2 separate regions of the Mus musculus genome follow, and region 1 is linked to region 2. The links are chromatin loops, found by intact Hi-C in ENCODE. Cell type or tissue: heart. All regions are shown on one strand. Links, peaks and the distances in the headings refer to the core of each region. The heading gives the core; the rest is flanking DNA.

Region 1 (15,800 bases), core at 5,270-10,269, 160 kb before region 2:
ATTTTAACTCACCAACAGGAGACCTGAGGGGCGGGCTGGTGGAGTTGGGGGGGGGGGGAGAGTCCAGGAAAGCAGGGCTTGGGCGGGGTGGTCCCAGGCACTGTGGCCTGTAAAAACAGAAACTGACTTGAGAAGCACCCAGGAGGCCTAGGAGCTCTCCCCTAGCTTCCAAAGGGCAATTCTCCCATACTCCGCCCTCAGCTTCCCACCTCTCCCATCTAGCAAACCTCTTGGGAAATTGTTATCCTGTTTTCTCCAAGAGGGGATGTTTCCCCTCCGTGTCCCACTCCCTGTCCTTCCTGTAGTCTAGCTCTCACTCCCCAGTAGCAGAAGAGTGCTCCCGACCCTCCTTCTAGCTAAAATTCCTCCCACCCACAATACAGTTCCCAGAGCCACCCGCTGGGCCTAACTATTAGGGGCTACTGAAGACTGCGTCCTGGTAGTGAATCAGTGAGTGAGGTCAGGCCATGAAGAAAGGATGAGTTTGCAGGGGCTGGGCTGGGCTTTTCTAGCTTGTACTGATGTGTGCCTAAATTAAGGCACAGTTTCCCCCTACCCCACCCCCCAACAGAGAGAGAGGCAGAATGGTGAGGTTCCCTGGGAGAAAAGTCAGCCCTGCAGTAAAGGAGAAGTGCCGGGCTAGGCTCTCTTCAGCCGGTGAGCTAGGCTAGGTGGAGGCCAGAGGGAGGCTTCCTGGAGCCTATCCAGGACATTTTCTCAACTGTCACCCCTAGTAGATGAGGGAGAGTTGGCTCGGGGCCACTCTGTTGGGGACAGTGCCAGGTGGAGCACAGGAGGTCCTGGTGACAGTTGCAGTTATCAAGGTTCCCCCAAATACCTATGAACCCAGAGTTCGGGGCCTCTAAGGTCCTGGCCTTGGTTAGGCCCAACCAAGGTCACTGTTACTAGTGTGGCCCATTTTTGAAATCCAAGTTTGTACTTTGCTTTAGCTCTGCCTAACAGGCCAAGTAGCCTGACTCACTGGTGCTCATTTGCATGGTCATTTGCATAGTGTCTCCACCCTTATTCCTCCAAATTCAACTTCCCACTCCCGAGTGTAGGCCATCCAGTGGCCCTCAAGACCTCAGAAATGGTTCCATCCTCTGTTCCAGAAAGCAACCCTCAATTCACAGGGATGTAGCCTGAAGCTCCCATCCTTGGGACCTTCATTCCTGTCTAGGGAAAGGATCAGAGGCACATAGTCCAGCCAGTAGTCTCAGGGTGGGGCAGCAGCAGCAGGCCTCTCCTATCCTGCTCCACTGAGTGCAGCACTACATTTCAAACAAGACTTTAAAGGCTGGGTCCTATACTCATAGCAGACTCTGGGCCTCAAGCTCACCTTGTCAGAAGCTAACTAACCAAGACCAGGACATATGGGAGTCATGACGGTGCTTGCTCCTACCATGGATGCTAGCAGACAACCAGCCCCTGAGTACTTGTCAGCCTAACCTCCACCTGTCCAGTTACAGCCACACCCTCCATACGGAAGCCCCGAAGCCTCTCTACTCTGGGAAGTCTTTTCTAGTAGTCCTATCTAACTACTACCCTTCTCTCATAGCCAATCCTGCCATGGCAACCTTAGGCCCACCTTAGCCATCTAAACAAGAAAAGCACACGGGGGATCTTGGCCATTGGATGCCTTAGTTGAGGAGAGGTGGGGCAGTTGGGACCGTTGGTGTGTCACCTTCCACCTCCCTACCCTACTTCCCCCTGGGGTCTCAGGAGACAGAAGTGAAAGTCACAGCTGGGGCCTTGAGGACAGTTCATCTTGACAGGCGTTGTTGGGATGAGCATGCTATTAGGGCTGGTTTAGGGCTGCCTGCTAGTACAACAAGTGGATGCTAGCTAGATGAGTTGAAGGACTTCCCATGGAAATGAGAAGAGCAGGGAAATCTGAGCAAGACTTGGGCCACAGAGCAGGATGTGGAATCTTAGAAAAGCTCTCTCCTAGGAGGACCACTTTTTGTTCAAGCATCTAGGAACAGACCAAGGGCTGAGCCCTAATTGCTGGGCTTCTGGCATGGGGGAATGTGAGGCAGTGCAGACTGAAAGGCCACCCGCACTCAGACAGGCCAGGCTAGAAAGAGGCCAATCCAATCAGGGAAGGCAAATCCTCCTGGTATTGTGACCTCAAGGAGTACCAAGGGTTTAAAGGAGCCTTGGGCAGTGGCTTGGTCTCTAAGCCCTAGGCAGAAGGTGGCAAGGTGGCTTTTATGAGGATTAGCTTACTGCTTTCAGGAAAGACACTAGGTGAGGATGGGGCCTAACCCAATGGGCCCTGAGCACCCTTGGGCAAACACACTCTCATCAAAACATACCTTCATCAAACAGGGTTCACTGTTTGTCAGAACACAGCAGGGACCCTCTGACTTTGTCAGCAATGACTGTTGTCTGTGCATTGGCCTTCCTCTGAGGGGAAGCTCTCAGGGGCTTTTACAAGCAAGGCCCACCCCTGGGAACAGGTGAAGATTTCCTTTAGCCTTAGCTCCCCACCCCCAACTGCAGGCTGACAGGTGGAGGAGAAGAGTAGGAACAGCTGGGCCAGGACACCTGTTCCCCACCCCACGCCTAGCCAAAGGCTTGCCATGGGGACCATACAAGAAGAGTTTGCCAACAGGCAGGCAGGTGTGGGGGCAAAAAGAAAGGGGTCCAGATGTCAAGGGGAGAGACAGAGCAAGAAGCACCCTCTTCAAGATGCATCACCCTCGCCTACAGTACAAGACAGAGAAGGAAGGCAGGTAGGACCAAGGTCAGCCCTCTAACTCCCTTGCTCAGAGCCCCTACTTCACATTCCATCTACTGGAACAGGAAGAACCCAGAAAAGAGGTCTATTCCCCTTGCCACCTGCCCCCACCTCCACCCTGTTGAACCTCTTGTCTAGTCTTTATTCATCCAGCCTTCAACCCCAGTCTGGGGGAGGAAGATAGCACTAGGAATAGCAAAGGACCTAGGACCTAGGATGTCTGCAGGGCAAGTTTTAAGGACAGGAGACGGCCATGTCATCCCAGGGTCTGGTGGTCCCTTCCAAGCCCCTTCCACTCTTTATCCCCACACCTTAGGTTTGGCTAAAGATCCTGATGGAAGGTGCACCTGTGACACTCTCACTGAACCCATCTTCTCTAGAAAAGGCAGAGGCTGGAGGGAGATAAGGCTGTCCTCCCCCCACCCTCCCTGCTCCCTTCAGACCTTCAGTCCCCTTCCTGTCTGCCCCCAGCAGCTGGTCTGGGGGCCTCTGTGTGTCGCTGACTCCTGCTCCAGGGCTTTGCTTTGGGGCCTCTTGAAGGAATTACTGTCTCAGGAGTCAGAACAATGCACCCTCAAACTAACTAACTCTCTCTCTCTCTCTCTCTCTCTCTCTCTCTCTCACACACACACACACACACACACACAGAGAGAGACACACACGACCTCTGAGTGCTGTACCAGCCTAGACTTCCTGCTCCTTCAGATGCCTTCTTTCTTTCCTCTCTTTCTGCCTGCCTGCCTGCCTGCCTCCCTCCCTCTCACTCTCCCTCTCCCTCTCTCTCTTTCTCTCTGTGTAGCCCTGGCTGTCCTGGAACTCTCTCTGTAGACAAGGCTGGCTTCAAACTCAGAGATCCACCTTCCTCTGCCCCTCAAGACTGGGATTGAAACCGTGCATCACCACCTCCTGGCATCAGATCTCTTTTTGACAAGAGCCCTCAACGCCTCACAATAGACTTTTCATTACATAACTCCTTCGCCTTTCAGCCTCAGTTTCCCCAATACCAAAGACCTGTAGCAGACAGAACCCTACCCAGCCTAGGATCTTCACAGAGATAACAAATGGTACCCCCCCCCAGATCTGGGGATCCCAAAAGTCCTCATTTTTGTGTCTGAACCATGCACCCTGTTTTAAACTGGGTTGTGCATGGGTGATGCTAGAGGGGCGAGTTAGGGACAGGCAGGACACGCCTTCCCTGTGGCATGTTGTCTGCCCAATGCTAGGGGAGTGGCCCCAGAACACCCAGGGGCACCAAGCCAAGGTCAGTGACCAAGCCTAAAGCTCAGGGCCTCCCGGGAGGGTAAGTTTAAATGAGTAAATATGGTCCCGCCTGGGTGTGGTTTGCCACAGGCCAGAGCTTGGGGCAGGTCACTCCCTTCAGTATCCCACTCAGAAGGGGCTGTCAGCCACAGTCAGCTGCCTCAATCCATGCCATACTAGCAGGACTGCAACTCTGTCCACTGGCAATCGGAATAGGGGTGGCATGTGGCCTTGGCCTGGACAAAGCAAAGGTAGATGTGAATGCTTTGAAATCCTAAACCTAGGATTTGCCCCAAAATGCAGTGGAGTAGCTTCCCTCATGGAAGCTGGAGCCAGACAACAGCAAGGACCATCAAACACAGATGCCTATGCCACCAAAAGGGAGCTCCTGCACACCTGGAAAACTGAGGCTGAGGTGGGAGAAGGGGCAACTTACCCAAGGACTCAGACCAGGGTGGGGGGCAGTGGCAAGCCAGGGAACAGAGCAGCAAGGGAGGGTGGAAGTCGGCCAGTGCTCCCTGACTCACAAAGCATGCTCTCCACAGACAGGCCCTGCCTGCCCATCTGTGCTCTGACCTCAGCCCCTGCTTCCAGCCCAGGCTCTCTGGGTTCTGTGAGCCTTTCGCCTTCCTGCCTCCAGTCCCTCACCACCCCCCACTCTCCAATCCTTTAATCATCTTTACCACCACTGCCCCCACCCCACCCCCCACAGTGCAACAGCTGCTCTGTGGGTGTCGCACCCCAAGGGTGCACTGCACACCTTCCCGTATGTGTTCCATGACCTGCTGCAGACTGCCATGTGCAGCTGAGCCCACAGGAGCCCACAGGAGCCCCTCAGCAGGATTTCTGGGGAGGGGGCTCAGAGGTCAGTCTTCTCACAGCTCCAGGACAACTCCTCAGAATATGTTTTGTCCTAGGCAGGGAGAGATGAGAAAATATTCCAGGAGCCAAATAGCACCGGCCCACTAGGCCAAAGGTCAACAGCCTTTTTAGCAGAGTCACTGGAGAATGCCTGAGATTCCCCTCTTTTTCCTGGCCAAGTTAAAAGCTATCTTTTCCCTAACCTGGTTTCAATGGAAGTTCTGATATCCAGGCTCCATCCAGCCTTCTCTTAACTGTGTAGACAATGTCAGCCACCACACAGCCAGATGTCTGCTTATATAGCACAGCTTCTAGCAGCTAATGCCACCCCCTCCCCAATGAGTAAGTCACCAAACTAGGACAGGAGGACAGAGAGGGTTAGCTGGACTCTGGCCCCATAAAAGCCACCAGTGATTACAGCGATGCGGAGGCTGTGCGGCATGCGACCATTCCTCCTTCCCACTTCCCTGTAAAGGGAGATAATTTTCTCAGGCCAGGTGTCCTGGCCAAGGTCTCAAGGTTTGGGGAGAGCCCACCACCACAGATCCACAGCCCTAGATCTGACCCTGGCCGATGGCTTTGGGCCTGCCTCAGATCATCAGCCCCATTAGGGAACCTGGACAACACCAACTGTACTTGTGACTCATAGTGTCCCCCTTGTCTGCAGCTCTTCTGTAGGCCACACAATTGTCTAGGTAGGGGACAGAGAAGTGGAGGCAACAAAGAAAAAAGCCAGCCTACCAACTCAACTCTAGTGTGGACCTGTGCTAGGCCAGAAAAACCATGGAGAACAGGAAACTCAGTTGGCACAGAAGATAAAGCTAGGAAGATGGACAGACCTCCAGGCCAAGGACATAAGGGCCAAGGATGCTGCAGCATAGGCCCCTTTCCAGAGCAGGGTCAGAGCAGGGCCTCAGTGAACTTAAACCCATCCCCCGGTCCAGCTCCCAACCTGGAGAGACTGCCTCTACCTTTCAACACACCACCAAGGAAGACCAGGAGAAGAAAGAAAAAAACCTGCTGGAGAGAGATTATATAACGGCAGCCAGCCAGCCTGTCACATCGCCCAGCCTAGGAGGTGCACTAGAAGCTAGAGAGCCAGAGCAGAGAGCTGGGGCCCTCCAGCCCCATATCACCACACAGAGGGGGATGGGCAACCTGCACCTGCCTCCTGTCCAAGTCCCCCACACCCTGTTCCAGCCACTGGGCTTAGCAGAGGCAGCACAAGCCCTGTGCCCATCCCCCAACACGAGGCTTCCCATACTTTCTGTCTGGGTCCTGTTTCTTCTCTAGGCTCACGCCTGCATGAGCAAGGCTTGTTGTGTCTTTATTCTTAATCTTTAGAGTCTCTCCCTACATGAAATATATGGCAGAAAGAGGGAAGACATAAGTCTGATACAAAAGCTGAAGTGTGACCTTAAGTAAAATGCTCTACCACTTTGGTAAGTATGGGAATGAATGAAAGCTCCTGACTCCCTAAAAGTACACGCAGCAGTCACACACAGGGTCTATGTATGAAGGGCACAGCAGTCACAAACAAAGAACATGACCACTGAAATCCCAAAGCCTCAGTGTCCATTTCTGGGGTATATGGGAAAAGTGCTCTACAGAAGCTCCAGAATTCCCCAACCACCCTACATAACAAGGTTCTCAGCCACTCCCACAATCATCCCACCCCACCCCCATCCTGGAAGACGCAGGAAGGAAATTCATTCACAGGCAAGGCCATGGGAGTTGGGACAGCCAGGCTGAGCACTGGGGCTCGGTGGCCAGAGGCCAGAAGCTGGGTGTCTGAGAACACTGTCAGGTAACTCGCCAATGCTCCCCTCGGCGGATACCTACCGCGGATACAGGGAGACGAACAGAAGGTGGACAGCTCCCAAGGCCAAGCGCACTCAGTAGGCTCCTCTCCGAGATCCGGCCAGAGCAGCCCAAGGTCACCGTCCCAGACGGCAAACTTCCCACAGTCAGGCAGCTCAGACCCACTGAGGGCTAGGGGGAGGGGTAAGATCCACCACTCACACAGCCAAACAGGCCTCGGAGGAAACTCACACGGGTAGGGCAGGAGGGAACGGGATCCACCCACTGTACTCCCCTAGCCTGGCCCCAATGTGCCGGTCAGTCGTAGGCAGAACTGGCACTCAGGACAAGCTGGGTAGTCCAGGGCCACTGGGAACCCCGAGGGCTCGATGGAATCTCTGGGAGGCCTCCCTGCCCCATCTCTGAGGTGGGAGGCCGGGAGCACAGTAGTCCCTTGGGCCAGCCTCACCACTCGAACCCCACTCGCACTGACTCGGCCCGCACCGCACCGTCCAAGAGAAAGGCCTGGAGAGGTCCTGCCAGGTGTTAACAGCTGCAAACTACTGTCCAGGGGTTCTCCAGCCGGCGTTGCTGACACGCCCGACCAAGGGGGCCCCCACGGGCGCGAAATCGCGGCCGGAGCCACGTGCGTTGCGCCCGCCAAGGCGCGAGGCGACGGGGGCTCGGGTACCAGGCGCGGCTGTCACAGCAGACACCCCAGCACCAACACTGCCTCCGTCGCCCCGCCCGGACCGGGACGCTCGTGCCAGGGCGCCCGTACACCCCTCGCGCTCCAGACCACCCTGAGCCCGGCCGCGCGGCGTGGGGGAGGGGTTCTTAAAGGGGCCGACGCGCGTCGTGACTCACCAGCCCGTGGGGGGGACGGGGTGTCACGGCGCCCGGAGCCTCGGCCCGGTCCGCCGAATCCTCGGTTACGCGAAGCCGCAGCTCCGACGGGAAACAGCGAAGGCGCCGCGTCCACGCGGCCTGGGCGGCGCCACAGGGCCGGGACCCCCTGGTGCGCGCGGGGGCGGCGGCGGCGGGCGGCAGGCACGCAGCCGAGCGCCCAAGCCGCCTCGACGGTTGTTGATATTTTGCTTCCTTCCTCCTTTCGGGCTCCAAAGGCAACTCCTCCAGCCCCAGACTCGAGGCCGACGTAGGCACCGCGCAGCCTAGCTTGCGAGATGGGAGGGGGGGAAAAGACGAGAGTGATGGACAAGCAGGGGGCCAATGGGAGGGCCCCGCAGGGCTGGGGGCGGGGCCTGGCAGGGAGGCCTGGGACGCAACCCCGCCCCCTGCCCGCGGCCTGCGCCCCACCCCTTTGGGGCGCGCGACCACGGCGCGTGGAGCCCAGATCCCTCCGCCTGCGGGACAGAGCGAGGCTGCGGGTACCTCAGCACCCCAGCTCCAGAGTTGGCAGGGATCTAAGTAAATAAGTTCTGGGGAGATAAGAGTGTTGGTAGGCCCCAGCTCCTACACTTACTGTGTGACAAAGCTCCGAAGCCAGATCGCGCTCTCTTATCTCGTGGTTACCTGGGGAGCTCCGCTGCTCCCTCTACCTGTGACAGGTCCCCTCCTTTCCCCTGACCCGGCTCGGTTGACGCCCAGACATTTAAAGCTACAGTGCATAATTCTCGGGTGATCTAATCTTTTAGTGCCTGCGGGCCCCAGCGCACTTAACTACGGAGGGGGCAATTTAAAGGGGCGGGACCCCAACCACTACCTCCCTTGCCTCACAGGAAACATCCAGAAGCCTTGTCTTGAAGAAATATAACTCTCTCAAAAAAAAAAATCTTTTAAAATCCCCGACGGCCTCTGGGCGTGGTGAATTTTTAAGTGCTTCACAACAAGATTGTGCGCTCCATTGCTTCTGGACCTTTAACCCGTCAGACTTCCTGTCCGCATCCTGTCACTAACAAGTCCTCGGCTGGCTCTACCTGGAGCTTGAGGAAATGACAGAGTCTGGCGTGGACTTCAAAGCCTTAGCAAAACAGAAGCAAGAGGTTCTTCAACAAGCTAGGGTCTGCTTTACTGAACAAAGTCCCTGTTCTGGCTTCTTGTGGGAGAGATGAGAAGAGGCGACAAGTGGTGGGTTAGAAAATTTATAATCTCGGAGTCAGACTGTTTTGGTTCAAAATTTTCCACTATTTCTGAAAAGAGCAAAGCACATCTCTTAACTCTCCATCCTCTTGGGTAAGCTGAAGGTGGTAAGGCCAGGTACATAACTTGTGAATTTGGTGTGAGTTTAGTTCCCAGTAGACTAGTACAGTGCCTCGTGTTGCACTGTATGACCCACACGGGCTGCTCAGCTGAAAATGAGCCCTTTTAGGGCCTGCGTGAGTTCAGAAAAGGCTCATAGTGGGCCAGTTCAATAGGACTATTCTGCAAAGAGCTTGGAGGCATATATGTACCTCCTTAAACAGGAAGCACGTAGGCTTCTAGTCCCTCGGCCTCCCTTTTCAACCCTTCCACTTTGCCCCTCCTTCCAGAAGCCTGATTTATGTAGGATCACACATGGTCCCCAAATGTTGCTCCTTAGTTTTCCTAGTAGTATGGGGGGTGGGGGCACAGAGCTGCCAGTACTCCTTGAGCAGTCTGGTTTGCCCCCAAGACTTGAGTGAAGGCATCTGCCCTTCCCCAAGCCCTGGGAGAACACAGCCTTGTTCCTGCTTGTGGCTATGGTGGGAGCAGAATGGGAAAGTGCCCTCCCCGTGGGGAACCTCCCCTCACTTGTGGCCTCTATTTTTAGTGCTTCCCCAGGCTCTAGCTGGAGAAACCGTTTAGTCATCAGGGTGTTTATTTTTCCGGCTGTTTCCCGACGTCGGGAAAAGCAGAATGTTGAGACTGGAGAGATTCAGGGCTGCTGGAAAAGACGTCTTAGGAACAGGCCTGGGAACACAGCCTTCAGGCCATTGGGTCCCAGCTTGTAGGAAAACAAAACAGGATGGGCCCGGGACAGCTAAGCCCTCAGGAGTGTTCAACCTGCCTCAACCTTGGAGGCTCTCCAAGCTAGAGAACCTAACTCAGTTTGTTTCTCAAAACATAACCAAGGCCAGAAGAAAATTTTTTTCCCAGAATCCCCCTCCCCAGCCTCTCCCTAACTAACTTGGTGAGCTTCCAGCGAGCCATGATCCCAGCCAATCTCAAATATGAGGCTGGCCGTCCATGGCTGTGATTGGTTGGCTGGCCCTCTTTAGACCTGGAATGTTGAGTCCTTTAAAAAGGAATGAGGAAGGAAGGTGAGTCACCTGGGGAAGATATTAAAAGACTAGCAGGAAGAGCTCCGAGAGCTCAGGGAGGTGGGGGCCCTGGACACTCACTGCTGACTTGACAACTCACAGGAGACCAGAATAGGGGGCAGTAAAACTACAAGTGGGACAAAACTCAGACTGTGAAAACGTCTTGGGAGAGGTCTTGATTTCCACGAAAGACTGAAAAGGGCCAAGGTAATGTTGGAAGTTAGATGAAAATTGGACTTCCTGAAAGTGACTCTGAGTTCTTTTCTTCTGGCCCTTGAATTTCCCATCCCAGAATCCTCTGGGTGGCAAATGACTGAGTCTCGTGCTTCCTCTCCTACCTCTGGCTGTGCACCATTTCTTGTTAATCAGTTTATTCTGTTAGCGTACCATGCTGCATATTTAGATGTCGGAGGATAATTCTACGGCGTGGATCTTCCACTTTTCCATTTGTTTCAGGATCAAACTTCCGTGGCCAGGCTTGCATGGCAAGCGCTTTACTGCCTCAGTCATCTCGCCCATCTGTTCTAAAGAAAAGTCACCTTCCAGCCCTGCTGTAAAACCTTGATACCCACCGACATCCTAAAAAGAACACCCTGTAAACTCACATGCATCTTCACAAAGCTATCTGGCAAATAAAACTTAATCCTCCTTTATCCACCCCTTCTCAAGCTTCTCCAGTTCACCTGAACTGGAAAGGTCCCTGTTCCTCTCAGCACCCTCTTCTACCTGGCAGTCAGTCCTTACTCAACCTAGGAAAAGTGCTCTAGCCTTCCCCTCTAGTCTGGTGAGCTGCTTGGCAGATCCTCCTCCTCTCACCTTCCCCTCCCCTGCGCCATCTGGACAGTTCTCAATCCCCACCTCCACCCGCGACTCCACCACCGAGTCATCCTTCCTTTAGTTTTTGGATGATCACCGCAAAGACCCCCAATTCTTCCCCGCATCTGCCACCAAGCTTGCGAACCGGACCCTCAGCAGGTGGGCGTGTATTTTCTCCGCGGGAAGGTGGGACGCTCCACTCCGCCCTTGTCTCCTCTGGACGCACTAGCTTGCTGGGTTTGTTTATTTCCTAAGGTATTCCTCACCAGCTCCTGAGTTCCTGCGGGGATGCAGAGCTGGCGTGGAACGCGCTTAGCAAATGTATTCGCGCAGCCCTGTGAGTCAGAATTGTGCAAACTCTGCTGAATACCTCATTTCTGCATTCATAACCATGGTAGATAAGGACAGGGGTTGAGTCTGGGGGTCCTACAACTCCACTTCAAGCCAGAGTTGGGGTAAAGGGTAGCAGAGTCCGCCAGAAACTTGTCCAGGTCCGTGTGGCACAGTAGTACCCTATGCTGAGAACCGGGTGCCTTGGGACCAGACCTGGGGACAAGAGCAGAGGGCCCTGGAGCTGAGGGACAGCGAATGGTGCCAGAGCGGTCTCGGGTCCGTGTACCCCCCACAGGAGCTCCCTGCCCCCGGCTGGGCAGGATGTGGTGGCAGCTGCAGTTGGGTGGGCAGGATGTGGGGGTGGGGGCAGACAAACACAACCTTACAGTAGTCTCCCCCCCACCCCCAGCTTCTGCCTCCACCCCCTCCGGGTCACGTGCTCCCAGCTTGGGCACCGACGGACTATTTCTCTTTTTCCGCGGAAGAACATACCAAACTCATAGCCTTGGACTTAAGTTGTATCACGCCATTTTCTTGCCTCTATTCCCAGCCTAGGGCAGAAAGTTTGCCCAGGACGTATTTCTGTAAAGCGCGAATTAACTCAAGAGAGGCCCCTTTAAATGCAAATGAATCGCCTTCTTGCTCCGCTCCCCCCAACCCCCATCCCAACTTCTCTCCTCGTGCCCAAACTCCACCAGCTGCTATTGACGTCAAGCATGCGTCAGCATCGCCAGCCCAACCAGACAGCACGTGGGGGAAGAAGGCAATCTTAAAGGGCCAGTAGCTCAGGGCCTGTTACTGGAGAAAGGAAAAGCGAAGTGGGGTGTTAGAAACTATAGGAACAGGAAGAATTGCAGAGACATTCAGAAGGACTGCAAAAGGCCGACGAAGTGGCTCAGCGGATAAAGGTGCTTCGGTACCAGCCGGAGAAGCAACTTCCCAGAGTTATCCTCTGAGCTTCACACATAACATCTCTCCCCTGCACACCATACAATACTAATAAATATTTTTAAAAAGAATTTCTGAGGTAGGAGAGTGTATTCTTTTCCTTTTTATTTGTTTTTGCTTTTCAAGACAGGGTTTCTCTTTGTAGACCTGGTTGTCCTGGAAACTCACTCTTTAGATCAGACTGACCTCGAACTCAGAGATCTGCCAGCTTCTGCAGGTGTTAAAAGTAAGTGCCACTGCCACCCGGTGGCGCTTTTTAATTTTTTAAATTAATTATTTATTTTTACTTTCTATTGTGTTTGTGGAGATCAGAAGACAACTTGTAGTTGGTTCTCTCCAGCTTGTGGGTTCTAGGGTTCAAACTCAGATCATTGGGCAGTTTGGGGCTGCAAGGTTCTTTACAGCAGAGCCTCCATGCCATAGCCCCTTTTAAATCCTTTCTTTGCGCGCTCTCTCTCTCTCTCTCCCTCTCTCTCTCTCTCTCTCCCCCTATTTTCCCTTCCTGTCTTCTTCCCCTGTAGGGCCTGAACCTCACACATGCTAAGGACACATTCTACCACTGTGCCGCATCTCCAGCTCAAGAGAGCGAATCCTAAAGCAGGCTTTGCCTTTGGGAAAGAAACCCAGGAGCTGGAAGAGCAGGTTCAGTCTGAAGGCAAAGGAGGCATGCGCTTTAGCTGAGTGGAAGTGTTAGACAGGGACTAGTGGAACTCTGAGTTCCAGGCCAGCTTGGTATATATAGTGAGTTGCCGGACAGACAGCTACATAGTGAGACCTTGTCTCCAAGCACATGAGTGCAGTCTTTTCCCTCACCTTATTCAGTGTGTCTGTCCACAAGTGTTGTGCCTCCAGCTAGTGTAAAGAACAGAGTAGTCGCCCAGTTAAGTATTTGTGGATGGGAGAGTTGAGCCCTGTGCAGGCTCACCTTTTTCAAGAGCCTCTCCTACTTCTGTCAGGCTCACAGAGCACATGCTCAGGTGATCTTGCTTTTGGAATACATACAGCATTTTCTGAGCAGCTCTTGTCTTCTTCCCTTAGAGCCATGCGCAGCCAGATCCCAGCTTCGACTGTTATTAGCTGGCTGACCTTGGACAGTGTTACTTGCTGTGAGCATTGAATTGGGCAATTTCAGTGGTGCTTTTTACTTGTTTATTTGACAGGGTCTCATCCTGTGGCCCTGTGGCATGAAAATCCCCCTGCCTCTGCCTTCAGAGTGCTTTTTTTTTTTTTTTTTTTTTTTGGTTTTTTTTTAAAGGCTTTTTTTTTTTAAGATTTATTTATTATATGTAAGTACACTACATCTGTCTTCAGACACTCCAGAAGAGGTCGTCAGATCCTGTTAGGGATGGTTGTGAGCCACCATGTGGTTGCTGGGATCCGAACTCTGGACCTTTGGAAGAGCAGTCGGTGCTCTTAACCGCTGAGCCATCTCACCAGCCCCAGAGTGCTAGTTTTAAAGTGTATGTCGTATGCCGCAGTGCCCAGCTAAGCAATTTTTTTTTTTTTCTAGACAGGGTTTCTCTGTGTAGCCCTGGCTGTCCTGGAACTCACTCTGTAGAGCAGGCTGGCCTTGAACTCAGAAATCGACTGAGTTCTGCCTCCCAAGTACTGGGATTAAAGGCGTGCGCCTTACTGTGTGTGAGGGTGTGTCATGCTCACCTGTAGAGGTCGGAGGACACAATCTGTGGGAGTTCAAACTCAGGTCATCTGGCTTGATTGCAAGTACCTTTTACCCAGAAAGTCATCTCACACGCCCTTTAAAAAGTAGTTATTGTTAGTGTATGTGCACATATGCAGCAGTGCGAGTGTGAAGAGCAACATGCAGCTTACCAAGCTTGCCAGCCCCATGCGTGGAAAGTTGCTTGGGGCAAACAGGAGTACTGCAGAGGATTGTGGGGATTTCAGTCTTTCTTAGGACAGACTCTCCCTGGGCAGCACAGCCTGGCCTTATGCTGTTGATCCTCTCTGCCTCCGGAGTCCTGGGATGAAAGCCTGATTGGGAGGGAAGTTAGGTTTTTAAACATTTTGTTTTGTTTGGTTTGGTTATTTTAGATTTATTTATTATGTGTACAGTACATAATACTATGTATTATGCATACCAGAAGAAGGCACCAGATCTCATTATAGATGATTGTAAGCCACCGTAAGTTGCTGGGAATTGAACTCAGGACCTCTAGAAGAGCAGTCAGTGCTCTCAACCTCTGAGCCATTTCTCTAGTCCCTATTTTTTTTTTTTTTTTTTTTTTGGTTTTTTGAGACAGGGTTTCTCTGTGTAGCCCTGGCTGTCCTGGAACTCACTCTGTAGACCAGGCTGGCCTGGAACTCAGAAATTTGCCTGCCTCTGCCTCCCAAGTGCTGGGACTAAAGGCATGTGCCACCACGCCCGGCCCTATTTTGTTTTGTTTTGTTTTAAATTCACTTTATATATACTCTACCTGGTCCCCCTGCAGACAGTTCCCCCCCCCCCCATCCCACCTCTGAGAGTGCAGAGGCTCCCTCTGCACTCTCAGAGGTCGGATGAGGATAAGTCCTAAAACTCCCCTCTCCCCCACTAAACTATGAGCTGAAGAATAAGGCTATAACATTTATTTTCAGCACAAATGGGGCTTATTGCTAGTGCTTTAAAAACGTGTTTGTGCCGGACGTGGTGGCACACGCCTTTAATCCCAGCACTTGGGAGGCAGAGGCAAGCGGATTTCTGGGTTCTAGGCCAGCCTGGTCTACAAAGTGAGTTCCAGGACAGCCAGGGCTATACAGAGAAACCCTGTCTTGAAAACAAAACAAAACAAAACAAAACAAACATGCTTGTTGACAGTGAACTAGGTTGTTCAGTGGGTACAGGAACAGGTCCAACCAGGCTCCATCCCTAGGTCCCATATTGTAGAAGGAAAGAATTGATCCCTCTGACCTTCCCAAGAGTGCTGCTTGGTGTGTGTATACACACACAGACACACACTCAGACACAAACAAGCAACTGTATAGAAAGATATTTTAATGTTTGTTGAGGGCAGGAGAGGAAGCTCAGTGGTTAGGAGGAAGACTTAAGATTAGCACCTGGAACCCACTGCACAACAATCTGTAACTCCATCTTCAGGGGATTCTAGAGCCTGCTCCTCAGAGACCCATACATGTGTGGCATACAACTCATACAAATACACACACATATAAAAAAAAAAAAAAAAGTAAGCCATGGGGCTAGAGAGATGTTAAAATGCACTTGCTACAGGGCTGAAATCCCTAGTGGTGAGACAAAATAGCAATGGCCAGTAGAGCAAGCTTTTAATCCCCTCCCCCCTCTCATGCTGCCACCTCTGAACTAAGGAGGCAGAGGCAGGCAAGGCCAGTCTGGTCTACAGAGCTTGTTCCAGGACAGCAGAACAGTCAGGGCTACACAGAGAAACCCTGATGAGAGAGAGAGAGAGAGAGAGAGAGAGAGAGAAAGGATGGGTGAATTGGATGGAAGAAAGATCAAGCATTCAGTCATTGTGGAGGTTTGAATGAGAATGGCCACATAGGCTCCTATGTTTGAATGCTTGAGTCCCCAGTTAATGGAAGTGTTTGGGAAGGGTTAGGAGGTGTGGCTTTGTTGATGTAGATGTTGCTTTGTTGGAGGAGATGTGTCACTGGGGGTGGGCTTTGAGGTTTCAAAAGCCTTCAATAGGCCCAGGGCGCCAGACTCCTAGCTTGCTTGCTCATTCTCTCTCTCTCTCTCTCTCTCTCCCTCTCTCTCTCTCTCTCTCTCCCTCTCTCTCCCTCTCAATCCTGTAGATCTGGATGTAAGGTCTCACCTACTTTTCCTC
Region 2 (15,800 bases), core at 6,550-11,549:
CAGCCAGGTTGGAACTTAAAGCCAAAAGGGCAAGGACTGAGCTTAAGAGTCTGTCCCCCCAGGGTTAGAGGGCTGCCCAGGAAGGAGAGGAAACTGGAGAAGCAGAAAGCATGAGGACTCCCGGGGGCCCAGGACTCTTCACCCTCAGCACCTGAGACCAACAACCTTCACCCTACTTGAAAAACTGTTAGCAGAGGGATGCTCGACATGATAGATGTTAGCGGAGGGATGTTCAAAAGACTGCTTGGTCAGTGTACCAATTATAGCTGGGGCACTCCAGCAAATTTAATCAGCCCAGCTTCTCCTTCCTCCTCCCCTGCTGCTACCACTGGCATGTGGGCTGTGTTCTCAGCAGCCACTGCTGGGGAGTAGTCTGAGGGACCTAGTCTGCTCTGTTGGTTAAAGGAGCCATTGTCTCTGGTCATCTGGACCAGAAATGGAGTGGATGCTGACAGCTCCTCCAGTACCTAGGCGGGGCCCAGGAAGAAGGCTGGAGAAGGCTGCCTGAGGCTGGCAGGAATTCAGGTCTCATAATCCACAGCCCTGGGCTTCTTCCCTTCCTTGGCCTCTTCCCGCTGGCTGCTCAGGGCTCACACTGGTGGCAGTCTGAGCCAGTCAGGAACTGGGAGGTGAGAGTGAGGACAGGCCCTCTGAACTCGGGGATGGACTGGAGTGATGGCCAGCTCCAGGCAGAACTGCTTACCTTCCTGGTCTGGAAGATGTCTGGGCTGGGGGGCCCGGGACCCTCCCCTGGAGAGCTCACCCTTAGGCTCCTCCACCTCGCTTCTCTCCCCTGTCAGGTGACTGTATCCCCAGCCCCTGCCACAATGGTGGGACATGCTTGGAGGAGAAGGAGGGTTTCCGCTGCCTATGTTTGCCAGGCTATGGGGGGGACCTGTGCGATGTTGGTGAGTTTGTGGAAGGACGTGGGGGCAGGTCCAAAGCCTGGAGCCTACCCCAATATGCTAGTTTCTGAGGTGGAGGGAGGTCACTGGTTTGGGCCTTGCCATGAATGACTTCAGGCAAGTTACATAGCTAGTCTCAACCTTCCTGTCACTGTTCTGTCTCCAGAGCGGGGAGGAGGACATCTTCTCCAGCATGGAGGACTGCACAGGCCAGGGGTGGAGAGCCAGCTGACCTAGCCACTGCCCAAGAGCCCTCTAGGCTCAGGCCTCCTGGCTGCACTTGAGTGGCTCTGAGTCCTCCCCTCCTGCTGCTAAGCAGCTGGCTAAAGAAGCCAATCTAAGACCTGGCAGCCCACCCGCTTCCTTCCCTGTGCTCCAGGCCTTCATTTCTGCAGCCCTGGCTGGGAGGCCTTCCAGGGAGCCTGCTACAAGCACTTTTCCACACGAAGGAGTTGGGAGGAGGCAGAAAGTCAGTGCCGAGCGCTAGGTGCTCATCTGACCAGCATCTGCACCCCTGAGGAGCAAGACTTTGTCAACGGTGGGTGGGGCCTGACTTCCTGCGCATGCTCCAGGCCAAACCCACTCCTCACCCACAGCTTCCTCACTCACGCCTCTTCACTCCTCCCTCTCTCTCCCTCTTTCCTCTCTCACACCCCTTTCCCCTTCCCTCATCTTTTACCTCTCACTCACCCGGAGACCTGTTGTGGGGAGATTGGGCCCATGGTGTCCGACATTTGCGGGGCTGCCTAGGCTGCGGGGGTGGGGTGTGTGTGTGTGTGTGTGTGTGTGTGTGTGTGTGTGTGTGTGTGTCTCCCTGCTTTCCCGGATGCAACTGTTTCCCTAACTCTGTGGTAGCAAGGTTTGCTCCTCTTCTTTCCCTTCCAAAGTGCTATTCTCCACCTGCATGTCCTTGCGCCATGGATGTGAAGGTTACTTACGAAAATAGGGAGACAGGCTAGAGAGATGGCTCCGCGGTTAAGAGCACTGGCTGCTCTTTTGAAGGGCCCAGGGTTCAATTTCCAGCACCCACATGACAGCTCACAACCATCTGTAATTCCCGTTCCGGGTTGCCCCTCTGATGCCTTCTGGCCTCTGAGGACGATGCACACAAGTGGTGCACAGACACAAATGTATGTGAAATACATACAACAAAAATTCAAAGCTTTCAAAAGAAGAGAATTTAGGGAGAGCCTTTATGATAGCAAATCTGATTGTCTTCCCTGGGGGGGGGGGGGGGAGAAAGACAGAAAAGGTGGGTGAACGCCGTCCATCTTTGGCTGCTTTCCCAGCAGAAGAGGCTAGGTCTGAGCCAACAGCCACAAACCAGCAAGATTTGGGGAGGTTTTTGGATGGACTCCCCAACAGGTCATCACTGGCCCAGAAATACTGGGCTTCCTGCTCACTGCACCTCTGGCTTTTCTCTCTAGATCGATACCGGGAGTACCAGTGGATTGGGCTCAATGACAGGACCATCGAGGGTGACTTCTTGTGGTCAGATGGTGCCCCTCTGGTGAGGACTGTCACTGCACTGTAGTCTAGGTCACTTCTTGGGCCTTTCTGCCCTCAGTAACCGTCACTGCCTCTTCCTCCCTTTCTGGCTGTTTCGTTCCCCTTTCCCCTGGACCCTTTCTTTCCGCATGCTTCTCCTCTCTGGCTCTTGTCTCCTTCCTGGAGAGCCCCTGTTCTCTTATTCCCCCTCCCTGCCTGTCCCAGTCACCAGTCCCTGCCCCTCCATATCCTGGGATACCCCCCAAGTCCTCCCTCCAGTTTTCTGGGGGCATTTCCCCTGGTACTTATGGGGTTCAAGCGTCTCACCACCTCCTCCACTCCCCCTTCCCAGCTCTATGAAAACTGGAACCCTGGGCAGCCTGACAGCTACTTCCTGTCTGGGGAGAACTGTGTGGTCATGGTGTGGCATGACCAGGGACAGTGGAGTGATGTGCCCTGCAACTACCATCTATCCTACACCTGCAAGATGGGGCTTGGTGAGGGCTGCCGAGGGAAAGGGTGGCCGGGACTGCCACGAGTGAGAGGAGAGCAAAGCTACCCAGAAGAGCCTGTCAGGGTGTACCCCAGACTGTGGGGGGGTTGACACACCACACTGACCCCCTTTTTTTTTGGTCAACTGTGGCCATGCCTTTCCTCCCCGTCAAGTTTCTGGGAGCCATCATCCACAAAGCCAGGCTCCCAGCTTCTAAATGTGTACCCCTTGCAGTGTCCTGTGGGCCTCCACCACAGCTACCCCTGGCTCAAATATTTGGTCGCCCTCGGCTGCGCTACGCGGTGGATACTGTGCTTCGATATCGATGCCGAGACGGGCTGGCTCAGCGCAACCTGCCGTTGATCCGCTGCCAGGAGAATGGGCTTTGGGAGGCCCCTCAGATTTCCTGTGTACCCCGGAGGCCTGTAAGTGACAGGAGGAAACAGGTAGGGGGCACCAGCTACTTGGCAGCCCTAGGCTCAAAGACCCATTATGCCTGCCATTCACTGACTGAGCTTGGAGTGACCACTGCCTCTCGCTGAGGCTAAGAGAAGGAAATAGGCTGGAGCTCTGGAGACCTCGTGGGTGCAGATGGCTGAGAACCTGCAACCACACTTGGGCTCCTAAGGGCAGAGCAAGTATTTTGAAAAGGGCAGGGGTTAAGCAGCAATGACCCAGGTTATTAAGGAGGAGCGCCGTGCAGAGGATGGGTGTGTTTGTCTTCCATAGGGCCGTGCTCTGCGCTCCATGGACGCCCCAGAAGGACCACGGGGACAGCTCTCGAGGCACAGGAAGGCACCGTTGACACCGCCCTCCAGTCTCTAGGGAGCCTGGAAGACTGCTGCCCCCAGCAGGACCCTCTCACATCAACTGCCAGTGCTCTTCCCCATGATAGGGGGTGACGTGAGAGGGGTGGGACTGAAATTCAGAGGACAGCGCTCGAAGGGGTTTCTGGGAAACACTTGGGTGGCTCCGCCCCCTCACACAAGGGCCTCAGGTTTTACCCGGTAAGTCCCTAAGTGCCTCAACTGCCCTCTCATGTCAGCTGCCTCCTTGTCCCTCGATTTCGTTAGGGGACACTGTGCTATTCGTTCTTGATTTTCAAAGAGTTTTTAGGATGGAGTACCAGCAAAACCAGGTGGAAATAAAGTTGTCTGAACCCAAAGTTTGATGCTTCTGTGTACATGTGGACATTCAGACAGTGTTAGGCAGACCCTCCAAAGGTAGGTCCCGCTGCGATTATTACCTTGCAAAAGGTCAGAAAAATCACCAAGAACTTGAAGAATAGAGCAATGCCTGGCGTAAAATGGTTGCCTAGCCGGCGAGGATTCACCACTGCCTGCATCAGATCACCAACCGAATGAAGAATTGGGTCTGGGGAGAGGGGGACCCCTGGTGGCCTCATTTTGAGCTCCTGAGAGTGCCTCCGTTCCTGCAGTGCTGAAGGGAAGGTTGGGCAGCGACAAACAGAGAAGGAGGCAGAGGATATTAAAAACAAGCTAAGGGGTCCTCCGCCACGCCAAGGGGCTCACAGGCTGTGACCAGTAGAGGGCGCTGCAGATACAGTTATGTAGCTCTAGAGGGCGAAGTAGATCCGGACCAGAGAGGAGCCAGGAGGCCACCAGGGGGAGTCGCGGTCTTTCTGACTTGCGGGGCAGACCTGGTAGGCGTGCGGGGCAGAAAGTTGTGCGGGGGGGAATGCAGGACTTCCGGCTGACAAGACTGGGCTGGTCTCGGCTGAGTCAGCGGAGGCTGAAGCGATGAGGTCACCGCAAGCTAGGAAGTGGATGACCAGTGCCTGAACCAGCCAGAGCTCCTTTAATTGGCTGGAGTCCCATCCTGAGGGAAGGCAAATGATGGCTGCATATCCTCACACCTGGTTCAATCAGCATTGAGGGCCACGAGGACGCATGCCTTATACCCATTAACCCACCTGGCCATTCTTAGTCCTTTTCTAAAAGCCAGGCGACAAGAACAAAAACAAATGGCAAAAGACACTGAGTCCCAGACAGAGGCTTGGGAAGGTAGCGCTGAGGACCTGAGACTCTGCTGGCCCTTCTTCCCTAAGAAAGCACGGATTTCTCAGACCTCACCACCTCCATCATCATCCTCCTTCCTCCAGCCCCGGGGCTCATCTGCCTGCCCACACAGCCAACCCAGAATAAGCAGAGAGTACAAACTGGTTCTTAAGGATCTACAGGGAAGAGTGGACCCTGCTTTATCCTGTATCGGCTCATAGTTGCCCATTCAATGCGTTCTGGGGGTTGTCGGGGCATTTAGCTGGAACTGTAAGTGGATGAAGACCCAGGATGATGGATCCCGAAAAGGAGCAGGCTAGAGAAGAGCCAGAGTCTGTCTTTTGGGTTCAGAACTCACGGTGGGTGGAGCACGGTGGGTGGATGATTTCTATGTAGCATGGTGAATTTGTGGCAAACTGGGATTCCCGGCCCTTTCTCCAAGATTTTCATCATCAAACCTCCCACTTGGCACAGGTCCACCATCTTCTCTGTTCTGTGGGTAAGGAGAGTCCCAGAAGTGGATGGGAGACTAGAATCAGAGTCCTCCCTCACCTGCTGGGCCTCTCTGGCAGGGCAGCAAACAGGAAACCTCCTCCTGGCTTGTTGAGCTTCCTGGGGAAGGGGGGGGGGGAGGGGAGGAAGAGGGAAGGGGGTGTCCTGGAATAACTCAGCAGTGCCCTGAATGGACAGTAGCTAGCCAGTGCCTCGGGAGTCACACATAGAGCACCAGCACACCTCTTTGGAGACTTGGAGTAGGGCCACACCTCGGCCACGGCTGCCAGCTGTCACTGTTGGGACCCTGACTGTGTGCCCTGACTCTCAGCCTCCTCCACATATGAGTTGAGTGGGGTCCCCATCAGGATGTCTTGTTCCCCGGATTTAAGAGGTATTGGAAAAGAGAGACCCACCCAGGGCAATAGGTAGCAGCTTGAGCGTTGCCCAGGGGGCACGGCGCTTAGGAGCCTGTGATTTGGCCTTCTGCCAGGTTCCTGCTGCCTCTGGATGCTCTGACACATTCCACCTCCCAGTTCTTCACCATACCCTTGCCTCCCACAACACTGCCTGACTTCACTTGGGGCCTTTGTCCCAGCCGGGAGGCCCTGTCTGTCGGCCTGACTCCTGCGTGGAGAGAGAAAGGGTCCCATTGTCCTAGTGTCCACAGTGACTTAGCAGTTCCCGAAGACTTCTAAAAATTCACCTCCTTGTCAGAGATCTTTTTCAGGCTCTGTAGTCAGATCCTGACCAGAGTGCCTGCGTAGGTGCCCCCTCTCTCAGAGCCTGATGCAACTGGCTCTCCCTTTCCCAAACGGAGGTCCTTCCTGATGTCTGCCTTCTATTTGGCTTGCTGCAAAAATAGCTAGCTTCCTCCTGGGCAGAAGAACTGAAAAGTTCATGGACAGAAAATGAGGAAAGGCTAGGAAAGAGGCAGATAGGATGTGAATGCTCTCCCACTGGGCCAGTGGCTCAAGTGATAGGCTAAGTGGGTGGACCCTGAGTCTCAGGCTACCCAGATGCCTTGGTGTTTAAGTGGATTGTTAACAGAGAGAAGGCTTCTGACCACTTAAGACTGGAATTAAATACTACTCATATTTAATACTTGTACTGGCTGGTTTTGTGTGTCAACTTGACACAAGCTGGAGTTATCACAGAGAAAGGAGCTTCAGTTGGGGAAATGCCTCCACGAGATCCAGCTGTAAGGCATTTTCTCAAGTAGTGATCAAGGGGGGAGATCCCCTTGTGGGTGGTGCCATCTCTGGGCTGGTAGTCCTGGGTTCTATAAGAAAGCAAGCTGAGCAAGCCATGGGAAGCAAGCCAGTAAGTAACACTCCTCCATGGCCTCTGCATCAGCTCCTGTTTCCTGACCTGCTTGAGTTCCAGTCCTGACTTCCTTGGTGATAAACAGCAGTGTGGAAGTGTGAGCTGAATAAACCCTTTCCTCCCCAACTTGCTTCGTGGTCATGATGTTTGTGCAGGAATAGAAACCCTGACTAAGACAATACTCAATGAAAGACAGCCCAAAGCTCCCTGGCCCATGTTCTGCTGACCCCAAGAGGCATCTGGAGACACTACATTATTGACTAAGATATGTTACTCTGTGCCTCAGTTTCCCCCATTAGAGTCAGCTGAAGTTCCCTCTAAGGTGTCTGGAACTCATAGCCATCCTGGAGAGGCAGAGCCATTCTGGATGCCTGGTGGGAGGGGAGAGAGGCAAGAGAAGGGAAAGTCAAAGGGATCATTTTGTGCTGAGTGAGGTCCATTAGTGGGAACACAGGGCCCCAGAGAAATCAGGGGGATTTCAGAGCTAGCCAAAGTCTCCTGAGGAGGCACCCCTTTGGGGCCTAAGGCCAACAGATTGTGAGCAGCTGATCCCACAGCTGCAGGGTGGGGGTTCCTCGACAGAGGCCTCCTGGCACCTGCCTCAGTTTATTTATGGAACCGCAGCTGAGTTGTAAGGGTGAGGAGGGAGGTCCATGATTAAAGGGGACTCTGAAAGGGAAGAAGAAGTGCCAGGACCTGGGGTTCAGACAACTGGGCCCCATCCTTTTGGGATAGGGCATACAGAATGGTCGTTAGATTATGGGGTGGCAGGAGGAGCCCCTGGGCACCAGGGCTGGAGAGGGCTGAGGCTAGAGGCAGGTTTACTATTCCTGACCTGCTGGCAGATGTTGAGTTAGGAGGTGGTGTGAGAGGGTTCAGGGTGGAGAAAGCAGGGGAAGCTAGAAGAAGAAGCACTGGTTCCTTTGCGTACCAAAGCAAACTGCTGGAGGCTTCACGCCTCGGCTCCTCTGCCCCTGAACCAAGCGGTGCCCACAGCTCTATGGCAGCTTCATGCTCTAGTGTGGTCCTAAGGTGGCTCCTGGGCTCAGAGACAGCTGCTGGCAACCTTTCTTCACTACCTGAACCAGGGTAGTTCAGGCTCTTCTCCCTCCTCTCAGGAGGACTCACCGCTAACTTCCAGCCTTCCTGCTGTTGAGCCCACCCTAGAATTTAGCCCTCTCCCTGCCCCCCCCCACACACACAGATGGGGTGGGACGGCATACAATAGAAACTTGGGGCCTATCCCTACGGCCAGAGTCTTCTCTGGTTTTCTGGGCTGGGTGGGCTCCCCTTCTACCGGTAGTACAGATAGCACATTCCAGACGAAATGAAACTACATTCCTTCGTCCCCCCACCAGAGAGGCTGGCAGGGTTGACAGCAGCTGCATCAGCATGGGTCAAGTGGCAACAGCTGGCATCCCAGGGCGAGGCTGGGGTGTGGAGTGTGGGCAGCACAAGAATGGAGAGGGGGGATTTTCTTTCAGACAATGAATGAATCCCGGGTTGGTTTCCCCACCCCCACCCCGGTGGCTGAGCGCTGAGGAGGGGATCAAGGGTGATGTCATTCATCTGAGAAATGTTTGGAGTCTCTAGGAAGAATTCCCCTCACCCAGGACCTTACAGGTAGAAAACCCAGGCTCTGAGGAATCAAGGGGCCCAAGAGAGTCCCACCCAGGATGGGTGTCCCAAGCAGGATGGGGGAGGGAGTGCTTTAAGAGGCCACGCTTGGCTTGCGCCTTTGGCTGTAGTACAAAGCCTAGACTTTGATTTCCTTTGGGACTCTGGCAGCTACAGGGACAGCATCAGACTGGGCAGGAGGGAGCCTCTGCCCCTGACCTCACCCTTGGAGGCGCCTCAGCCTGCTCAGCCTTATAAGGAAGTGCCCCAAACAAACTGAGGAAGCCACCTCCGCTGGGCCCCCCTTCTCCGCCCAACTCCAACTAGCTCAGAGGCTATATTTACTGAAGGAGGCCCCAGAATAACCTCCCACTGTCTCATACCGTGGGTGTGTTGGGGATCATTTCCTCTCTTGCCCCCGCCTCACTCCTGGGGGTCCTCTACCCTTAGAAGCATGTACAGTTGTCACTCAGGGGGCTTCCAGGCACCAACCGGACCTTGCTTCCCTGAAGCACTCACTATCGTGCTGGAACCTTCTGAGAGGCCTTGGCCCTGTTTTTGCCCTCTTGGGCCACATGGTCAGCCTTCTGGGGGTCCCCAGGGCCTCCGTGGGCCTCTCCTCACTCTATACTGCTCTGCTCTATTCCAGCTCCTGCCCCTGCTCTCCTGAGTCACATGCATACTCTCTGCTGTCACAGCCCTCTGCTTGCCTCTCTGTCTTGGAAAAGGGCACCGCACATCCAGTTGCTTGCATGCAGCCCTGGGACATGCCTGTCCTGTGTCCGGTCTCCTACACAGCTGCCAAGAGTTTACGTCATTCCCCCATCTTACTGTCCCCTCCTGCACCTTGGCCTCTGCCTGCACCACTGGCAGGCTCCCGCTGGGCCCTGCTCAGCCCTTCTCAGGAAGCAGAACTGGGGGGGAGGGGGGGACAGGGCGGTGACACCTGTGCATAAACCTTTCAGAAGTTCATCTTTCTTAGGAAGAATCCATGCTTCCTGGCTTCCTGGCTTCCTGGTGAGGACTTTGCCCCTCTGCCAGGGCTTCCTGCAATCTCACCAAGGCTTTCTCTGCTTCTTCCTTCCTTCCCACCACCCTGCCTGCTTTGTCTTCCACTGCCCTAGATCTCATGTGTTCTAGGTTCCCCCCACCACACACACACACCCTAGGAACACCCCTCACCCCACCACAGGCCACTCAGAGTAGCCTGCCCTACTCTGCACTCCTACCCAGCATGCATCTGTCTCCAGACACCATTTCAAGTTGGTGGCCTTTGCTCAGGAGTTCCTATACAAAGAGCTGTGTTGCAAGTTGTCAGCGTCCTGAAGAGGCTGCGCTGTATGGACGGACAGTCAGTAGACTAACAACCACACTGAGGGTCACAACCAGGGTGTCCCTGACACTGTCCAGATCTTACGTCTCTTGCTGCTTGGACACTGGGCCATTTCCACGCATACATACCTCCTGCTGTATATCCTCTTAGGGAAGTCCACCCTTCTGTCTAACTTACATCCCAACCCCTGTGTCATAGGGTTATTAGCATCAGTGGCCAGCTGGGATAACTGTAGAGGACCACAGGCTCGTGAGGAGACAGGAAGGGGATCCGGTACAAGGCAGGGCTAGTTGGCTTAGCTCTGTCCTTGGTGTCCACCCAAGCAGTGGTACTGAAAGGCCTGAAGAGAGAAGGCAGAGGATGTCTTGTCCTATTAGAGGGGCGGGCCTTGCCTGCCTGATGCCAACATGCTGGTGTCTGCCTGTTAGCTGGCAAGTAGACAGGAGGACCTTGTTGTTAGTACAGGAAGGAGAGAATGGAGACTAGGGCTTCCAGGAGGGTGGAGAAGCACAGTCGGGATCCTGGACCCCAGGGCAAGGGTGTGGATGAAATGGACCCCGGAACCAGAACATGGGTATGAAGGAAGGGTGTGCACAGAGGAGCCCACAGTGCCAGCTGGCAAGACAGCCCTTGTCCACCCTCCTTGGGAACTCTTAGTCCTAAGGAAAGGGGCCTGCTTGGCGCTTATGATGGCCCTGTGGAGAGCAACCAGTCCCTTCCCCTTCAGAGTATCTAAATGAGGGTCTGAGCATTGGTCTTCCTCCCAGCAGTGTTTACCTAAGAGGTGTTTTTCTTTGGGTACCCAAATGTTGAGGCCTGTGGGTACCTAAATCCAGGAACCTCTAGAACCTCCCTACACTGCATAGATGTCGGGAGAGAAGGCTACTGTGGGACCTGGTTCAGAGTCACTCCGGCATTATGTAGCGCACTGCACCTGGCAGCTCTCTTACCTTCTCCTGGCCCTGCTATCCACACTTCTTCCCTCTCTCCTGCTTCAGTGCCATGGGAGGCCTCAGTTGCCCAAAGCAGAGGCTTCCTCCAATCCCCTCCTGTTCTCCCTGCCCCAGGCAGCCACCCAAAGCTGCCTCTGTGTGGGGCTGGGTTTGCGGTTCAGAGAAACTGTTGACCTGAGGCTGTTGACCAGGCTAAAGCTGGCCGTGGCCTCTTTCCTCCCTGCCCCCACTCCAGCCCAGTCACTCATCACAGGCTAGACAACTGTTTGGGTTTGGGAGCCAGGGGGCTAATTATGCTGGAGTCACAGAGGGGCTAGGTAGGAGGACATTCAGTGAGAGGGCCCTGTAATCAGAGCTATGGGAGAGATGACAACCTGGCCTCCCTGAGAGGCGGCCCCTTCCCCTCCTCTCCCCCAGGCCTAGCTCATGCGTCCTCTCCCAGCCTCTCCACTCCATTGCTTCTCAGTCAGAAGAGTCCCTGAAGGCTAGAAGAAAGCAGCCAGACATTGTAGGTAGGGATACAGCTTTATTCAAGGGAGGAAGAGAGAAACAAGATCTCAGCAGGCTGAGATGATGAGAGTCACTCATCATTGCTGCTCCTCTGGGCATGCACCAGACCCTGTGCAGGTGGTGCTACTGTAGACAGGCAGGGCTAGCAAGCTCTGGCCAGAGCAGTCTCGTGGGAAAGCTCTGGGCCCAAGCCTCTTCCAGCAGGTGAGCCACAGAAGAAAGGGGGCGTTGAACTATAGGCTCAGCTGACCTGAGCCTTCAGGGTGATCCAGGCAGGATCTCACCTGTCTCAGCCAGCCACACCTCTCCACGAGAGATACCACAGGTCAAGTTATCAAAGCTAAGAGTGCTGGCCCAGAGCAGGGAGGGACATTCCCCCCACCCCCCACTAAGTCCTCAGTGCCAGAGGGGCAGTTTCTAATCTTCCCCTGAGGACCAGGAGTCTCCATCTACCCCACTCAGAGTGAACTTCAGCGGCTGGCTTGGGCCTAGATGCACAGGAGACCCTACTAAAGGGGCCTTGAGGGTACCCTGTTCCTGTAAAGGGATGCCTTGATCCTCGTCCCCATGCAGAACCACCTGACCCTCAGCCTGCTCTAGTCCATTCTCCATCCTCCCATTCACTTGCTCTGACTCCAGGTTGGGGCCCTGGCCACTGATATCAAAGGTGTCTCCTGCCCCTGGGACCACGCTAGTCACCTCTTGGGGGGCATCTAAATGGTCAATCGCTTGACCTTCCTCCCCCTCCAAGGAAGCAGACTCAGACCCCTCTGACCCGGAAGGCTCAGCACTGTCCTGAGACACCGTCTCTAGGGCAGTTACAAGAACATTAGCTGCAGCCCCACTCAAGCCATCATCCCAGAGGCCACTGTCACCCACAGATTCATGTTCCAGGTCCCCTCTCTGGGTGACATCCTGGACCTTGACACCTCCACCAGAGGGCCCTGGCCCCCACCACTGAGTCCCTGACTCTGCTCCTTCTTCTTCATCAGCATCTTCTTCCTCTCCCTCTTCCCCACTCTCTTCCTCATCAGCAAACCCATCAGACTCCCCACCCTGATCCCAGCATGCAGGCTGCAGTACGGGGGGCTCTTGGCCCAGATGATCGGACACCTCTTTGGGAACCCCTGGAAGAAGAGAGGCCTCAGTCCCTAGGTCCTCAAATTCCTCAGATGAGAGGTCAGAGTCATGGCCTTGCTGCTCTTCCTCTGGTGGGTCACTGAGACCCTGGGCAGCCAGGGCAGCAGGACTCCAGCCTTCCTTCCTGGCCTCCCCTTGAGGGAAAAGCCTCTGTTCTCCAGCTTGCTCCCACTTTGGGGAGGCAGGAGACTTCAGGTAGAGGCCCAAGGGAGTAGAGTCAGGGAGAGTTTCCCCTAACTCATCTGCCTCACTGTCTTCTCTGCCCTCCTCCCAATCCTGGAGGCCCTCAGGAATCTCCCCACGACCAAACTCTGGCTCATCTTCTACTCTTCCCAGTGCTTCAGTCCCAGCTTCCGGCTGCCACCCAGCCTCCTGGATCCCCTCAGCTTGGGGCTGCAGCTCATGGGCATCTGTCAAGATCGGGATGGGTGAACAGGGTTCCAGGAGCTTGGGACCAGGGACTGTTAGCGCTGCCTGTAGACCCTCATCTTCCTCTGTCTTAGGGGGCCTGGGCTGAGGGGCATGGCTGCCCTCATGGTCTGAGGTCTCCAGCGAGGCCTCCTCTTCTCCCCAGCCCTCCCCAGACTCTTCCCAGCCCTTGCATTCCAGAGTCTCACTGCTAGTCTTGGGTAATTCAGGGATGCCTGAGTCCAGAGCACCTGCCTCTTTTGGTTCCTTTCCAGGCTCTTCCAAGCCCTGATCTATCTTTGCCTTCACACTTTCCTCCCCCAGGGATGGGTGAATGGCCTCCTCCCTGGCGAAATGCCTTGGGTCCTCTAGCCCTACCACTTCCTGCTCGAGTTCCAGTCCAGCTCTGGCAGCCTCTAACCCAAGGGTCACCTCTACGGAGTCTTGTTCACCTGCTTGGGCTCTGTCCTCATCTTGCTCTGTTGCCTCTGGCATTCCCTGAGCAACTGGGACCTCTAGGGTTCCCGTCTGCTCTGGTTGTCCCTCCAGGTCATCGAGGGGCTCAGCAGGGACCCTCTGCTCCTTGGGCTCCGAGCTCCCCAGACTCCAGGCCTCCCCCACAGCATCCTGCAGCAGCTCTCCCTCCTCTACAGCTTTCTCCTCCCCACCTTGGCCCCTCAGATGCAACTCTGCCTTATCCTCAGTTTCCACTCCTGTAGCCCCCAGGGATGCTTCCTGACCTTCTCCATCCTCCACCACATCCTCCCACCTCTGTTGACTTCCAGATCCAGGCAGCTCCCATTCCACCTCTCCCAGAGACCTCAGAGACTCTTGGTGCTGCTCCCTCTCCGGGCCCTCTTCCACTTCCAGGCACTGCTGACTGTCCTCCACCCCTCCTGGTGATTCCACAGTCTCTGGGTTCCACTTGCCCAGAGATCTCAGTTCTTGACTCTCCCTTTCAAGGGGTGTCAGCACCTCTTGGTTCTCATCCACACACCCCAGTGGTTCTTGGGTCTCATCTTCTAGAGGTTCTATTGTCTCACTAGTCACTTCCGTAGACCACAATGGCTCTTGAGTATCTACAGACTTCCTTCTTCCCAGGCACTCTCCCACAGTCTCCAGTGATTCTATGTTCTCTGTTTCTGAAGACTTCACTGTCTCCATACCTCCTTCATTCAGTGACACTAGTGACTCTTGATTCTCCTTGTCAAGAGATCTGACTACTTCCTGGTCATTTCTAAGAGGCTTTGGTAACTCTGGATCCACCTTTTCTGGAGGGTTCACTGTCATCTGCTCATCTTCTACAGCCCTCAGTGGCTGCTGGGTCTCTTGTTCGAGTTTCTGTTCCTCTTGGTCCTGTCCTGCTAGAGACCTCAGGGACTCTAGATTCTCTTTTTCCAGAGACCCAAAGGTCTCCTGGCTCTCATCTTCAAGAGACTTCCTGGAGTCCTGACTCTCGTTCTCTAGCTTGCTCTCAGCCATCTGCTCCTCTTTCACCACAGAGCTCAGTGGGTCGTGGTTCTCTCCTTCTAGAGATCTCACCATCACCTGCTCTTCTTCTTCCTCTGCTTCTGGAGACCTCAGGAACTCCTGGCTTTCTTTTTCTAGATGGTTCACAATCCTCTGGTCCTCTTCTTCTGGAGGCCTCAATGAACCCTGGGTCTCATTTTCAGGTGGTATAAAGTTCTCCCCATTTCTATCTTCAAGAGATCCCAGGATCTCATGAGTCTTGTCTTCTAGCAGGCTCTTAATCATGTGGTCATCTTCTTCCAGATACCTTGGTGACTGCACATTCTCTTTTTCGAGAGATTCGAGGGAGACCTGGCTCACTTTTTCTAGAGGTTTCACAATTCTCTGCTCCTCCTCTTCTACTTCTAGAGATCTCAGTGGCCTCTGGTTCTTGCTTTCTAGCAGTACAATTGTCTCCTGGTTTTCATCAAGAGACCTCAGAGATTCCTGATTTTCTTTTTCTAGAGGCTTCCCAGTCCTCTGGTCCTCCTCTTCTGGAGACTTCAGGGACTCCTGACTTTCCTTTTCTACCAGTCTCTCAAGCACCTGGTCCTCTGCTTCTTCAAACCTTAGTGGTTCTTGATTCTCTTTCTCCAGAAGTCTAAATGCCTGCTGGTCCTCTTCTTCTGGAGACTTCAGGGACTCCTGTCTTTCCTTTTCTATCAGTCTCTCAAGCACCTGGTCCTCTGCGTCTTCAAACCTTAGTGGTTCTTGATTCTCTTTCTCCAGAAGTCTAAATGCCTGCTGGTCCTCTTCTTCTGGAGACTTCAGGGACTCCTGCCTTTCCTTTTCTATCAGTCTCTCAAGCACCTGGTCCTCTGCTTCTTCAAATCTTAGTGGCTCCTGATTCTCTTTCTCCAGAGGTCTAAACGCCTGCTGGTCTTCTTCTGGAGACCTTGGGAACCTCTGATCCTCTTTCTCTACCAGTCTTTCAAGCATCTGGTCCTCGGCTTCTGGACCTCCCAGTGGGTATTGGCTCTCCTCTTTAAAAGTTATCAATGATTCTAAGTTCTGTTCTTCTGAAGACCTCACTACTTCCTGATTTTCCTTTCCTAGAAATGAAACTGTCTCTAGTGTGTGTTCAGGAGACATTAATTCTTGATCCTCCATTCTTGGTTCTTCTTCTCCTAAAGGTTTAGATAGTTCAAGAACCCCATTTTCTAGAGTTTTCTCTGCCTCTACATTCTTTTCTTCTAAAGACTTCAGTGGTGTTTGTTTTTCTTTTTCTGGGCTTTTTACTGTCCCCGAGTTCTCTTCTATAGATGAATTGCAATTCTCCTTTCCTGGGGTCTCATGGTTCTGGGTTTTCAGAGACATCAGTGGCTCATCTCCTAGAGCCTCCAGGGTTTCCATCTGCAAAGGTCCCTGGGAATCCTGGATTTCTTCTGTGTCCAGACCACTTTCTTGTATTTCCTGTGCTAAGCTGTTTTCTACTTTTACCTCTGTGGCTGCTTCTTTCTTTACAAGTTCCCAGATTTGCCCTTCTTCTTCCTGGAATATGCTAGAAACTCTAGACTCACTGGATTCTCTATCTTTAGCCTCTAAAATAGAGTGGTGAGGGTTGAGGGGTGGGGCTAAGGAGGTTGGATCATCAGGGAAGTGGTCCGG

What was found. Hi-C counts contacts between places; a loop is a spot of excess contacts. Peaks named below come from ENCODE experiments on the same cell type or tissue, not always from the same donor. Only the 100,000 strongest peaks of a DNase experiment are listed, where the experiment ranks them.
Region 1: it touches region 2 in a loop (2.8-fold over the local background); 2 of 42 quality-filtered maps call a loop at or near these places.

Annotation. Positions count from the first base shown.
Region 1 is chr3:88,134,406-88,150,205 of GRCm38, reverse strand. Mef2d (myocyte enhancer factor 2D) reads right to left here and starts at 7,834. Exons shown (of 12, transcript NM_001310587.1): 1 at 7,532-7,834. In heart, for the core only: a CTCF peak has its summit at 8,196; DNase peaks (open chromatin) are centred at 6,655, 7,875, 9,475, 9,615 and 4 weaker places; H3K4me3 peaks cover 5,000 bases; H3K27ac peaks cover 5,000 bases.
Region 2 is chr3:87,975,783-87,991,582 of GRCm38, reverse strand. It overlaps Nes (nestin), which reads right to left. Exons shown (of 4, transcript NM_016701.3): 4 at 11,132-15,800. The coding sequence ends at 11,553. It overlaps Bcan (brevican), which reads left to right. Exons shown (of 14, transcript NM_007529.2): 9 at 801-908; 10 at 1,285-1,443; 11 at 2,333-2,415; 12 at 2,746-2,890; 13 at 3,121-3,311; 14 at 3,616-4,052. The coding sequence ends at 3,711. Among named protein-coding and RNA genes, the nearest start is that of Nes, 13 kb to the right of the region's middle. In heart, for the core only: no CTCF peak of the experiment used is centred there; DNase peaks (open chromatin) are centred at 8,172, 8,552, 9,142 and 10,052; H3K4me3 peaks cover 1,668 bases; H3K27ac peaks cover 4,670 bases.